3 separate regions of the Homo sapiens genome follow, and regions 1 and 2 are each linked to region 3. A link is a contact called in ENCODE Hi-C or POLR2A ChIA-PET data. All regions are on one chromosome and are shown on one strand. The core of a region is the stretch at or near the end of the contact, and the rest is flanking DNA. Distances in the headings are between cores, read along the strand shown.

Region 1 (4,166 bases), core at 455-2,954, 1.2 Mb before region 3:
TATATGAATATATATTCACATATGTGAATATATGAATATATATATTCACATATGTGAATATATGAATATATATATTCACATATGTGAATATATGAATATATATATTCACATATGTGAATATATGAATATATATATTCACATATGTGAATATATGAATATATATATAGGAATGGGGTCTCACTATGTTGCCCAGAATGGTCTAGAACTCCTGAGGTCAAGCAATCCACCCACCTTGGCCTCCCGAAGGGTTGGAATTACAGGCATGAAGTATCACGCCCGGCCAATAAATTTCCTAACGCAAGCAGGTATCCCAATTTAGAACAGGCTGCCACTGCAGAAAGGCAACTGGCTTGGACTTCTGTCATTGGCAGAGGAGTCAGCCTCCACGGGGATCCTTCTCACCTCCCTGGGGCTCACCACCCTCCGTAGCTATGGAGTAGAGTGATTTAATTCCTCAAAGGGTGAATTATAACCCATCTTAGGAGTCATCTATGACGTTTTCTCTCTGGATTCTGTTTTTTGCCAGTTGGGAAGGACTAGAAACACCAGCTTAATTATTGACCCCCCAGGCCTGGCCACTGGTGTTTTCTTGAAATGTTAAGCCATTTGTAACCAAAGAATGACTTCCTTCTCTAGTTGAAAACCTGGGATCTAATGATAGCAATAGCTACAATATATAATTCTCAGTTCATTCGTCCCGGTGTGGGAACTTAATTCCCTCACTTACTCCTCCCAACAACTCCTTGAGGTAGGGATTATTTTCTTTTTAACTTTTTATTTTGAAATAATTTTTGCCTCCCAGAAAATCTGCAGAAACTGTAGGGTTTCCTAATACGCTTCATCCAACTCCCCCTAATGTGAACATCGTCTGTAACCCCTAGGACAAGCCAGGTTATCAAAGCCAGGAAGTGAACACCCACATAATCCTATTAACAAATACACAGACTGATCGAGCGTGATGACTCACACCTGTAATCCCAGCACTTTGGAAGGCCGAGGCAGGCGGATCACTTGGGGTCAGGAGCTCAAGACCAGCCTGGCCAACATGGTGAAAACCTGTCTCTACTAAAAATACAAAAATTAGCCAGGGGTGGTGGTGAACACCTGTAGTCCCAGCTACTCGGGAGGCTGAGGCAGGTGCATCACTTGAACCTGGGAGGCGGAGAGTGCAGTGAGCCGAGATCGCGCCACTGCCCTCCAGCCTGGGCAACAAGAGGGAAACAAAAGCAAGCATCCTGCTTCTCATCCTACTTTCCCTCTGCTAATTTTGAATATCGATGCACACACATCTTGGCTGCAACGATTATGAGAAGTTCGCCTAATGGTGACCTTCGATTTCCCTCACTCCCTGTACATCTCCTAACTGAAAGAGCTGCAGTCAGTCACACGGCTGGTGAGGGACCCTGAGACCCCAAAACGAACTCCATTACCACCTGAGGGACCCTCCAAGGATCGCCGGGCTACGCAGGGTCCCTAGGGTACGAGGCCGCCCCCTCGGCGGCCCCGCCCCCTCGGCGGCCCCGCCCCCTCGGCAAAAGTCCCGCCCCCTCGACAAAGTCCCGCCCCCAAGATGGTGGCCCCGGGCGGTGGACAGGGCGGGGCGTGCCGGGTCACGTGGACAGCCGACGCCGACGTGGCCTCCGGCGGACGCTCCACGTGTCCCTCGCCGCGCCCCGTCTACCCGCCCCTGCCCTGAGGACCCTAGTCCAACATGGCGGCGCCCAGCGGAGGGTGGAACGGCGTCGGCGCGAGCTTGTGGGCCGCGCTGCTCCTAGGGGCCGTGGCGCTGAGGCCGGCGGAGGCGGTGTCCGAGCCCACGACGGTGGCGTTTGACGTGCGGCCCGGCGGCGTCGTGCATTCCTTCTCCCATAACGTGGGCCCGGGGGTACGTGCCACCGCCGTCCCGGATATTTGAGTGCTGGCAGGCCCGGGGAGGGGGCGCGGAGCATTGGGGGCGGGGCCCGAGGAGGGGGCGCGGACCGCGGAGGTGGGTACTGAAGAAGGGGTGCGGATTGTTAGGGTCGGAGGCTGAGTGGGGGGCGCGGGACCGTGAGGCCGGGGTCATCACTGGGGCAGGACTGAACTCATAGGGAGCGGGGCCTTGTGGGCCCCGGCGGCGTTGAGGGGGCGTGATCACCTGTCACCTGTCGCCTGCCTGGAGTGTCCAGGCACCCCTGCCCTCCAGACGCAGAGGTGGGGAGGGGTCAGTGATGGGAGCGGCAGGAGGCTAAAGGGCATCTGCCCTCCTGGGCCTGAAGGAAATCAGTCGCTGCAGCTCCGAAGAGGGAGGAAGTGCTCCTTCCTTCCATTGCACAAGGTCCCCCCTCACCGAGGGTGTGAGGCCGGGCCCTCAGCCCTGTACTCAGCTTGTCGGCAAAGTCCTTTCCCCTCTCAGCCTCCCTTTCCCCGCCTGTAATAACAGTATCTTTACTGTTTTTTGACTATTTCTTTTTAGACTTGCGTGCAGTGGCGGGATCTCGGCTCACTGCATCCTTAGCCTTCTGGGTTCAAGCAATTCTTCTGCCTCAGCCTCCCCAGTACCTGGGATTACAGACGTGTGCCACCACACCCGGATAATTGTTGTTGTTGTTGTTTGAGATGGAGCCTCACTCTGTCGCCCAGGCTGGAGTGCAGTGGCGCGATCTTGGCTCACTGCAACCTCTGCCTCCCAGGTTCATGCCATTCTCCTGCCGCAGCCTCCCAAGTAGCTGGGACTACTAATCTTTGTATTTTTAGTACAGATGGGATTTCACCATGTTAGCCAGGCTGGTCTTGAACTCCTGACCGCAGGTGACCCGCCCACCTCGGCCTCCCAAAGTGATGGGATTACAGGCGTGAGCCACTGTGCCAGGCCAGTTTGTTGACTACTTCCTTATAGTTAGGTGTGATGCCAAGTCCTTTATATGTTAGGCCCAAGTTACAGATGAGAAAATGCTTCACATAAAAAAGAGAAACAGAGAGAAACTAGAGGCTCAGAAAAGTTTTCACTTGTCCAGGTCCCATGGCAAAACCCATCTCTACAAAAATACGAAAAATTAGCCAGGTGTGGTAGCAGGTGCCTGTAATCCCAAGTACTCAGGAGGCTGAGGCAGGAGAATCGTTTGAACCCGGGAGGCAGAAGTTGCAGTGAGCTGAGATCATCCCACTTCAGCCTGGGCGACAGAACAAGACTCTGCTTCAAAAAAAAAAAAAAAAATTAGTCGGGTGTGGTGGTTGCGTACCTATTGTCTCAGTTACTTGAGAGGCTGAGGCAAGAGGATTACTCAAACCTGGGAGTTCGAGGCTGCAGTGAGCTGTCATTGTGCCCCTGCACTCCAGCTTGGGTGACAGCAAGACCCCGTCTCTTAAACAAAATAAAAATTTCCTTCTACCAAACCTTTTTTTTCCTTCCATTCTCTAGGACAAATATACGTGTATGTTCACTTACGCCTCTCAAGGAGGGACCAATGAGGTGAGTTGTTCAAAATTCCCTCTAGCTTACTGTGACAGTATCCATTGTTGTAGGGAGATGTTCTGTAGCAGACAGCAGGGTTGGGTCTCACCTATATCACCTTACACTCATTGAATGACTCTTCCTAAACCAATAAAAAGGGAGAGTATTGGCATTAAACAGTGACGACAGATTCTGCTGTTATTATTCTACAGAGCAAGCAAATGTCTGGACAGAAGGAGGGAGGGGAGATGGGAGTCTGCCATCCCCATGAGCATCTGTTGGGATGTTGTATTTTATGTGCAGTGCAACAAGTTATCACAGCTTAGGGGCTTAAAACAGCACCCATTTATTATCTCATAGCTTTGTAGGTCAGAAGTCTGGGTCAGCTCAGTTGTGTGCTTCATAAAACCAAACTCAAGGTATTTTGGGAGGCTGAGGCGGGCAGATCACCTGAGGTCAAAGTTCGAGACCAGCCTGGCCAACATGGCAAAACCTCATCTCTACTAAAAATACAAAAATTAGCTGGGCATGGTGGCACATGCCTGTAGTCCCAGCTACTCAGGAGGCTGAGGCAGGAGAATCACTTGAACCCAGGAGACGGAGGTTGCAGTGAGCCAAGATTGTGCCACTGCACTCCAGCCTGGGCAACAGAGCGAGACTCTGTCTCAAAAAATAAATAATAAATAAATAAAGGTATCACAGGCAAGGCATGGTGGCTCATGCCCCATCTCTA
Region 2 (4,592 bases), core at 938-3,437, 1.1 Mb before region 3:
CAATATCTTGTTGAATCTCCCCCACCCCTCAAAGCACCCTCCCTCCCCACAGTTATCTCAGCCCCACAAGAAAAAGGAGATGACCAGCCCCATTGGACAGATGGGGAAACTGAGGCCTAGAAGCTGGGGATTTACAAGATCCCAAGAACTCTGCCAGAGGTCCCTGCGTCAAAGCTCGAGCGGGTGTGATTCCAGGGAGGTCATCTGCTGAGGGGTGTCGGGAGATGCTGGGAAGGGGCAGGCATGCTGTGGAACTGGGCCGTTCCTGCCTCTCGCTCTGCCTCCTTGCCCTGCTCCCCGTCTGTAACACCTGAGCTGTACCTGGGCAAGTGTGAGTCATTTTTTAGCGTTGACGTCTCTCTGGGAGGAGTGTTCCCCTGTCAACGGCTGGAGTTTTGTCCTCAAGGCACCCTTTCGTGGCCCCATTGGACAGACAGGGACACTGAGGCCTCCGGAACCCACCATACTGAATTGTCAAGCAATCAAAAGACCCCTCACCCACCTGGGCTGACCCCTGGGGGAACGGGGATGAGGAAACTGAGGCTCTGGGGGCACCTGACCGTCGGTCCAAGGCCACACAGTGGGAGGGGCCGTACCGCGGGGCCTCAGACCTGCACCCGTCTGCAGAGCCACCCCACCATTGGAGCAGGGTTCAAGTCCCCCCCCCGGCCCCATATTCCCTGCAGGGGTCCAGGCACTCACCCACCACCTGTATCCCAGGCTGCTCCAGCCTCTGGCCAGTGCCCGATTCACCCAGGTGTTTGTGTGGCTGGAGACAGCCCTTTGTTCACGGTTTCCATAGGTACAGCGTCCCTGAGCGGCCCCTCCTCTGCCCCTCCCAGCCCTTGCCTGTGCAGGTCCTGGGTCCGGCCCATCCAGGGAGCTTGTTATGTTTCAAAGTTGGCGCCCTCGGACCTGCCGTAGTGGCAGAGGGCACAGCCCATGCAAAGGCCCTGAGAGAGGACCTCGCCTGGGGTGTTGGAGAAACAGGAGGAGGCCAGTGTGACTGGGGCAGAGCCACAGCGAGAGTCAGGCAGGTTATGAGCAGGGCCTGTATTCCTGCATCTGATCCCCCAGCAGCCCTCAACTTGGGGAGTTACGACCCACTCCTGTTTTACAGATGAGGAAACTGAGGCTCCGCAGAATTGAAAAACTGGTTCAAGATATCATGCGGGTGGCAGAGCTCAAACCTAGATTGGTCCAAGCTCCGCCACCACTGGGCTGGCCCCCCTGGGGCCTCCCAAGGCGTTCATCGCCTCCAGCTGAGCTGGGACTGGCTCAGGAAATAAACTCTGGCGGCCTGTTTACACCTGGGGCTGCTCCTCCACCAGCCCTTCCCCCCTCCATAGAGAAGGTGCTGGGAAATGTGAGGATGCAGAGAAAACAGATTCTGTCCTGCCTCTGTCCCCACTTCCCTGGACAAACATTGGAAGCATTGGCCTCTTTCTAGGCCTTAGTTTCCCATCCCAGGAAATGGGCCTAGTTCGACTTCACAGAAAAGGCCAGGAGGCGGCAGGTGTCCTTCAGATCACCTGCCAATTACCTTAGCAGCGACGGTCCCAGTTCACAGCTGGCAAAACTGAGGCCAAGTCCCCACAGGCCACTTGGGAGCTCATTAGGGGCCAGTCTGGGTGGGCCCGGGCTGGCCTAGGCCTGGCTCCCCGCCACCGATGCCTGGACCGATGCCTGGTTTAGCTAGAAGCTACAGTCATGCCCACCTCCGCACGGCTGGCCCAGCTGCCCACCGCCTGGAATGCCCTCAGGGTTCTGGAATCTGGCCTGAGCACCTGCGGCCCTACAGTTAAAGGGGGCAGAGTCCACTAGAGTCCACATGGGGGATGGGGGTGCTGGTCCCAGAGCAGAGCCCCACGCCAAGGGGGGCAATTGAGACTCAATCTGTCTCCCCCTAACCTATACAGCGAGAGTGACAGAGAGACAGACGGAAACTGAGGCAGGAATGTAGACGGACAGGCGGTGGGGTGCAGAAGCATTAAGGGGCGGGAGAGACAGAGGGCGGCCAGGTGGCCCCCGAGATGCGCTGAAATGGGGGGCGCCCCGGCACTGCTCGCTCACCTACTCTCGAAGCAGAGTCCGTACGTCCAACCGTCGGGGGTCCGTCCAGCCGCCTCCGTGGGCCGGGGCCGTTGCCGCGGCGGTGGGAGCAGCGCCGGAGCCGGGGCCGGGGCCGGGGCGGGGCGGGCAGCGCGGCCCCGCCCTCCACTCGCCTCGCCCCTCGGCAGGCCACGCCCTCCACTCGCCCCGCCCGCGCGGAAGGGACCGGAGAGTTGCCAGGCCTGGGGGGCGGGCCGAGCGCTCCGGATTAGCCAATGACAGGGCGGGCAATGTACGAAAAGGCCAATGGGAGCAGGGCACTGCGACGGGGGGGAAGTGGGGGGAAGGGGCGGAGCCTGGGGGCGGGGTCAGGCGGCTCTGGGGGATTCCTCCGGAATCGCGAAGGGGCCCGGATGCGGGGGCGAGGCCGTCGTGGGGGTGCCGGCCACAGAAAAGGGAAGAGATAAGAGTACGAGACAGACAGAGAACCTGGGGAGGGAGGCACAGAGACACCAACAGGAAGAGACCAGAGAGCCAAAAGGCAAAACAGACCAACCACGTGGTTCTGCACGGGCCCCTTCCTCCTTCTGGGGCTAGTTTACCCGCCTGGGTAATAGGAATTTCGGCAGAAGCGTGTTTCTCAAAGTACGGCCTCGGGGAACCCTTCGCGTCAGAAAGATCTGAGAGTCCATTTTAAAATGCAGATTCCAACTAGGTGTGGTGCCTCACGCCTGGAATCCCAGCACTTTGGGAGGCCAAGGCAGGAGGATCCCTTGAGCCCAGGAGTTTGAAACCAGCCTGGGCAACCTAGGGAGACCCTGTCTCTACAAAAAAAAAAAAAAAAAGAAAGAAAGAAAAAGAAGAAGATCAAAATAAGTTAAAATTTTAAAAATACAGAGTTCTGTGCCACAAGAAGGGATGAATCTAACCCAGGGTTGTGGGGCTATAGATGAATCTTTGGGGTGAGGTGGAGGGCTCCTGGAGACCTCATCAGAGGATCCCCAGGTCCAGCCTCGATTTCCGTAGGAATGAGCCTGCAGGACACACAGGAGCCTCCCGGCTGCGCAGCGCCAGCTGGGGTCCCCCGGGGAGGATGCAGCTGTGAGTCCTGGGAACCAGGCCCTGGAGCTGCTCCCAGGTCCCCTGCAGCACCATTTCCGCCCTGCAGCCCAACTCTGGGTCCCGGTTGCAGCTAGGGCCTAGGGAGCCCATAGCAACCTCGCTGCTTCTTCCTCCAGGAAGCCAGACAACAAATTGTTGAGGGCCTGTTGTGTGTCCTGACCTGCACACGGGATTCAGGAAGACCGAGGCACAGGCCTCAGGAGGCAAAAGTAAGTTAAATATCTCATTGGCTGGGCCCGGTGGCTCACCCCTGTAATCCCAGCACTTTGGGAGGCCGAGGTGGGCGGATCACCTGAGGTCAGGAGTTTGAGACCAGCCTGGACAACATCGTGGAACCCCGTCTCTACTAAAAATACAAAAATTAGCCGGGTGTGGTGGCACATGCCTGTAATCCCAGCTACTCAGGAGGCTGAGGCAGGGGAATCGCTTGAACTCTGGAGGCAGAGGTTGCAGTGAGCCAAGATCGGGCCACTGCACTCCAGCCGGGGCGACAGAGCAAAATTCCATCTCAAAAAATAAAACATACAAAAAAAAAAAATTAGCTGGTCGTGGTGGTGCACGCCTGTAGTCCCAGCTACTCGGGAGGCTGAGGTGCTAGAATTGCTTGAACCCCAGAGGCAGAGATTGCAGTGAGCCGAGATCGCGGCACTGCACTCCAGCCTGGGCTACAAAGCAAGAGTCCATCTCAAAAAATAAAAAATAAAGCAAAAATATGAAAAAATTAGCCAGGAGTGGTGGTGCACGCCTGTAGTCCCAGCTACTTGGGAGACTAAGGCACGAGAATCACTTGAACCCAGGAGGCAGAGGTTGCAGTGAGCCGAGATCGCGCCACTGCACTCCAGCCTGGACGACAGAGCGAGACTCTGTTTCAAGAAACAAAACAAAACACCTTCTTATTTCATTTTGGAGGAGGAGACTGAGGCCCAGAGAGAGGAAGTAACTTGCCTGAGGTCACACAGGCACAAGGTGGTAGAGTCAGGAGTGACTGTCCCATTTCACAGATGACGAAATGGAACCCCAGAGGGAGGAAGGGATAGGTTCCAGGCCACACAGCCAGATGAGGCAGAGATGGGATTAGGACCTGATTAGGTCTGACTTTGGTGTGGTGTGTACAGCTCCTCTCGCAACCCCAGCATCAAGGGGGTCTCCCCATCAGGGCAGGAGGACTGGAGGCATCTGAGCCTAGCATGATTTCACCTTTTTTCTTTCTTTCTTTTTTTTTAGACAGGGTCTCGATTTGTCACCCAGGCTGGAATGCAGTGGTGCAGTCACAGCTTACTGCAGTCTCAACTTCCTGGGTTCAAGCAATCCTTCTGCCTCAGCCTCCCAAGTAGCTGAAATCACAGGTGTGCACCACCAAGCTCGGCTAATTTTTATTTTTTTAAATAGAGATAGGGGGTGTCTCACTATGTTGCCCA
Region 3 (4,146 bases), core at 1,622-4,121:
CATAAGTGGCCCAGGAAGGGGCTCTGGCTCTGTGCTGAGTCCAGTGGCTGGGAAGAACAGTGACATGTGGGCAAGGCAGTGACAAGCGGAGTTGACGAGCAGGTCACTGGTGACCACAGGGAGGTGTCGGGGGCAGAAGAGAGATGAGGTCAAACACTCCCTTTCCTGCTGGTAGGTGCCCAGGTCCCTGTGGCAGTGCCAACAGGGGGCCCGCTGTGGGCAAGCACACAGCCCAGGGCACTGAGCAGGCCGGAGGCGGAGCGGGGACCAGGCAGGCACACTCACTGCCCTCACGGGGCTCACAGTCCAGACATTGGGGACAGGCTGCTTTCTGTACTGGGCCGTTCTGGGCACAGTGGGGGCACTGAGCAGCATGCCTGGCTCAAATACTGCCAAATGTCCCCTGGGGACAGAATTGGGCAGTGGAGAGCTTTGCGCCAGGAGAAAGGAGTGACAGCGCTGAGTTCCTAGAAGACCAAGCCCCTGGATCTTCACCTCTGCCTGGAGTCCCCGGGAGCGGCCCTACACACACAGACTTTCCATCCTCTCCCCTCTAAATGACACCAAGCAAAAGGTCCTCAGAACCAATTCCATTCTGGGACTCCCAAACCCAGAAGTTCTCAGTCTACAAAACCCCTCTACCAGAAACCCCATTAAACAGTAAGTGGTTTGAAAATCAACGTAAGGCCGAGCGCGGTGGCGCACGCCTGTAATCACAGCACTTTGGGAGGCCTCGAGGCGGGCAGATCGCCTGAGGTCAGGAGTTGGAGACCAGCCTGGCCAACATGGTGAAAACCTGTCTCTACTTAAAATACAAAAATAGCCGGGCGTGGTGCGCACACCTGTAATCCCAGCTACTCAGGAGGCTGAGGCAGGAGAATCACTTGAACCTGGGAGGCAGAGGTTGCGGTGAGCCGAGATCGCGCCACTGGACTTCAGCCCAGAGCGAAACTCCATCTCAAAAAAAAAAAAAAAAAAAAAGAAAATCAATGTAGCCCCACCTTGAAGACCAATCCGGCTTGTCTGTTTCTAGAAACTCCTCCTCCAAACCCCAAAGCCCCACCCCAACCCCTACCCCCACCACTGCCTGCAGCCAGGGCACAGGTTCTGAAATTTGACCTGGGAAGCAAGTCACAGGGGCAAACTGGCGGGTACCACCTTGCCAAGATACCCCTCCCCAGTAAAGCACCGGGCTTGCCTTTGAGTAAGTGTCTGCTCCCTTAGCAAAACCCTCTGCAACCCAACTCCGCTCGCTGCTCAAGGCGCCGGGCAGCGGCCAGTGGCCAGCACACCTGCCTCCACTTGGGATTCCGAAGGAAATGACAATCGGGTGTCGCCAAAACACACGGGCCCCTGACACAGGAGGAGGCCCACGCGGAATTCCGCATGACAGACGGCCCCCGACACATCCACTCCGGGGACCAAACCTAGGTGATGCCGTCAGCTTCTATCCCCACCCCCACCCCGAGAGAGACCACTCCGCCTTCACTTCAAAGTCCCCGCAGGCTGCCCTCATGCTGGTGGTGTGTGTCCTTGGTGGATGGTTTTCCCTTAGGTAAATCACCCTCCTTCAAAGCACATAGGTTGGGGTGGGGGCCTCACCACGGAGAGGCATGAGGTCATCGCCCGGTAGACTGGGGCGGGGCGGGGGAATCGGAACCAGAGAGACGCCCTGAACCAGAGGATGAGTTTGGGGTGGAGAAAACAGGGGAAAAGACAAAACAGATTTAGGCTGAACATCTGCATATCGGGGGTCTCAGGACGTGGGGTGGAGACAGGTCTGGACGGTGGAAGAGGGGGAGGGGGTGTCACAGGTTTGAGTAGGGGTAAAACGGCTCTGAATGGGGGGCACACTCCATATTCTGGGGATCCGAGATGGCCAGGCTTGCGTTTGGAGAAGACACGGGGCAGGACGCAGGACGGAGGTTCAGTTCGGAGGAGGGAGGGGCTTGTGCACGGATAGCTCGTCTGAGGCTTTGGTGGGAGAGCTGGATTTCGGGGGAATGGGGGCTGGTAGGGGGCACGCTGGGAGGGTGGGGGAGCAGAAATCAGCGAGATGAGGTGAGACGGGGACATCCATGCACTCAACCCGTGCCTGCGGGGACTGGTGGACACAACAGTGACCACAGACACAGGTTTCCGGGTGTCCCGGGCTGGGACTGCATTTTACTGGGGCGAGGGGCTGGTTGCGGCCTGGGCGAGCCATCGCACACCACAGGCTCAGCGATGGGGGGCGGCTTCGTGTGGGCAGGACCCAAGCTGGGAGGGTCTGAACTGGGAAGTCCCGGGGATGACAGGCCAGGGAGAAATCACCCGGGTTAGGAGGCGGGGTCTGCTGTTCTAGGGGTGCGCAGTGGGGTCCCCTGGTTGGGGGTGCAGGGCTCAGCCTATTTTAAAAAGAATGGTGGACGCTGACGGCGGCTGCGGGGAGGTCACGACTTACAGGTGGCTCGGGGTGGGGGTCACGGCAGGCCCCGACGTGGGGGGGACGCTGGGATTTGGGTGTTAACTCGGGAGACGCGGATGCTGAGGTCACCCGGGCCTAGTTCGGCCTGGGAGGCGGCATTCGAGGGGACTGGGGGCTCCTGGAGGGGCCTGAGCTGGGGTGGGGGTCGCAGCCCGCCCCGCCGTCCCGGTTTTGGGGGGTCGCAGTCAAGCTCCGCCGCCTAGGGCCCGGGGGGCGGGTCCCCGACCCCGGCCGCCTCACCTGGCTCGCTCCCGTGGCTCGCTGGCTCCCGCCGACCCCGCCTCTCCTGGCACCGCACAGCGCCCGCCTCCGGCCTCCGCAGCTCCCGCAGGCCCGGCCGCGGCCGCCGCTGACGGGATCCCGGGCTCCGCGGTCCCTAATATGGCGGCGGTCGCTCCTCCGCTGCCTCCCGGCTCCCTCCCTCCGCCGCGCGCGCCCGGCCGGCCGCGCGCACCCCCGCAACCCGACCACGCCCCCACGCCGCGCGCGGCTAATCGCGGCCACGCCCCCCGCCTACCCCACACACCGCCAGGCCCTGCCCAACACCCAGCCAGGCCCTGCCCACTCCGAGTGGCTGCGCCTGCGCGCGTTGGGCATCTCGGGAGGACGTGACGTCTCCCGCGATTCAAATCAATACAGGAAGCGCGGCTCCACGCGTTGCCCAGGGCAACCGCGGCCGGAAGAGGACCCGCGGGGTGCTAGACGTTGCAGAAATGGCTCTGGTAGATGGAGGGCGTGGTTCCCACTGGGGACAGTCGCGGAATGGGGCGCCCCAGGGCAGACCCTTCCTAGGGTAGATCGAAGCCAGGCACACCTCAGTGCGGCATTGACGTCGCGCCTAATGAGCGCAGATGGGACCCAACACCAGGTGCGTGTCCCGAACGTACAAACGTCACTGCTGAGAGTCATTAATTTATTCAACAAACCTGCATTGCGCTCCTAAGTGCTGCTCCTCCAGGCCCCAGTGAGACAGCAGGGAACAAAACAGGTTTTTAGGCCAGGTGCGGTGGCTCAAGCCTGTAATCCCGGCACTTTGGGAGGCCGAGGCGGGCGGATCACCTGAGGTACGGAGTTAATCCCAGCTACTCGGGAGGTTGAGGCAGAAGAATCCCTTGAACCCAGGAGGCAGAGGTTGCAATGAGCCGAGATTGCGCCACTGCACTTCAGCCAGGGTGACAGAGCAACACTACGTCTTGAAAAAAAAAACAAAAAACAGGTTTTTAAAAAAATTATGGGCCGGGCGCGGTGGCTCACGCCTGTAATCACAGCACTTTGGGAGGTGGAGGTGGGTGGATCACCTGAGGTCAGGAGTTCGAGACCAGCCTGGCCAACATAGTGAAACCCCGTCTCTACTAAAAATACGAAAAATTAGCCAAGCATCGTGGCAGGCGCCTGTAATCCCAGCTACTGGGGAGACTGAGGCAGGAGAATTGCTTGAACCCGGGAGGCAAAGGTTGCAGTGAGCCAAGATCGCACCATTGTACTCCAGCCTAGGCAACAGGGCAAGACTCAGTCTCAAAAAAAAAAAAAAAAAAAAAAAGGTTAAACATAGAATTGCCACATGACACAGCAGTAACACTCCTAGGTATCTACCCAAGAGAAACAAACATGTAACATCCACGCAAAAACTCACACACCTATGTGCATAGCAGCTTTATTCATAACATCCACAAAGTGCA

What was found. A loop is a pair of places that touch in the nucleus more often than their neighbours do. ChIA-PET counts read pairs that join two places held with the same protein, here RNA polymerase II (POLR2A). Pooled maps may share reads with other maps.
Region 1: a loop to region 3 is called in a pooled map, with 8 times the contacts of the local background. The contact joins the promoter of MYDGF here to the promoter of FZR1 in region 3. A Hi-C loop is called at or near these places in 2 of 50 pooled maps. POLR2A ChIA-PET finds 5 or more read pairs at or near these places in 2 of 52 experiments (GM10248 and naive thymus-derived CD8-positive, alpha-beta T cell).
Region 2: a loop to region 3 is called in a map of B cell, with 14 times the contacts of the local background. The contact joins the promoter of TNFAIP8L1 here to the promoter of FZR1 in region 3. A Hi-C loop is called at or near these places in 2 of 168 maps with a recorded cell type or tissue (B cell and CD8-positive, alpha-beta T cell) and 8 of 50 pooled maps.

The regions. Positions count from the first base shown.
Region 1 is chr19:4,667,880-4,672,045 of GRCh38, reverse strand. It overlaps MYDGF (myeloid derived growth factor), which reads left to right and starts at 1,704. Exons shown (of 6, transcript NM_019107.4): 1 at 1,704-1,885; 2 at 3,401-3,451. The coding sequence starts at 1,712. RefSeq lists a silencer at 1,315-1,704.
Region 2 is chr19:4,637,111-4,641,702 of GRCh38, reverse strand. It overlaps TNFAIP8L1 (TNF alpha induced protein 8 like 1), which reads right to left and starts at 2,187. Exons shown (of 2, transcript NM_152362.3): 1 at 2,074-2,187. RefSeq lists an enhancer at 1,187-2,186 and silencers at 2,087-2,526, 2,587-2,666.
Region 3 is chr19:3,505,036-3,509,181 of GRCh38, reverse strand. FZR1 (fizzy and cell division cycle 20 related 1) reads right to left here and starts at 2,871. Exons shown (of 14, transcript NM_016263.4): 1 at 2,708-2,871. RefSeq lists enhancers at 2,117-2,326, 3,137-3,396, 3,447-3,496 and a silencer at 2,667-2,816.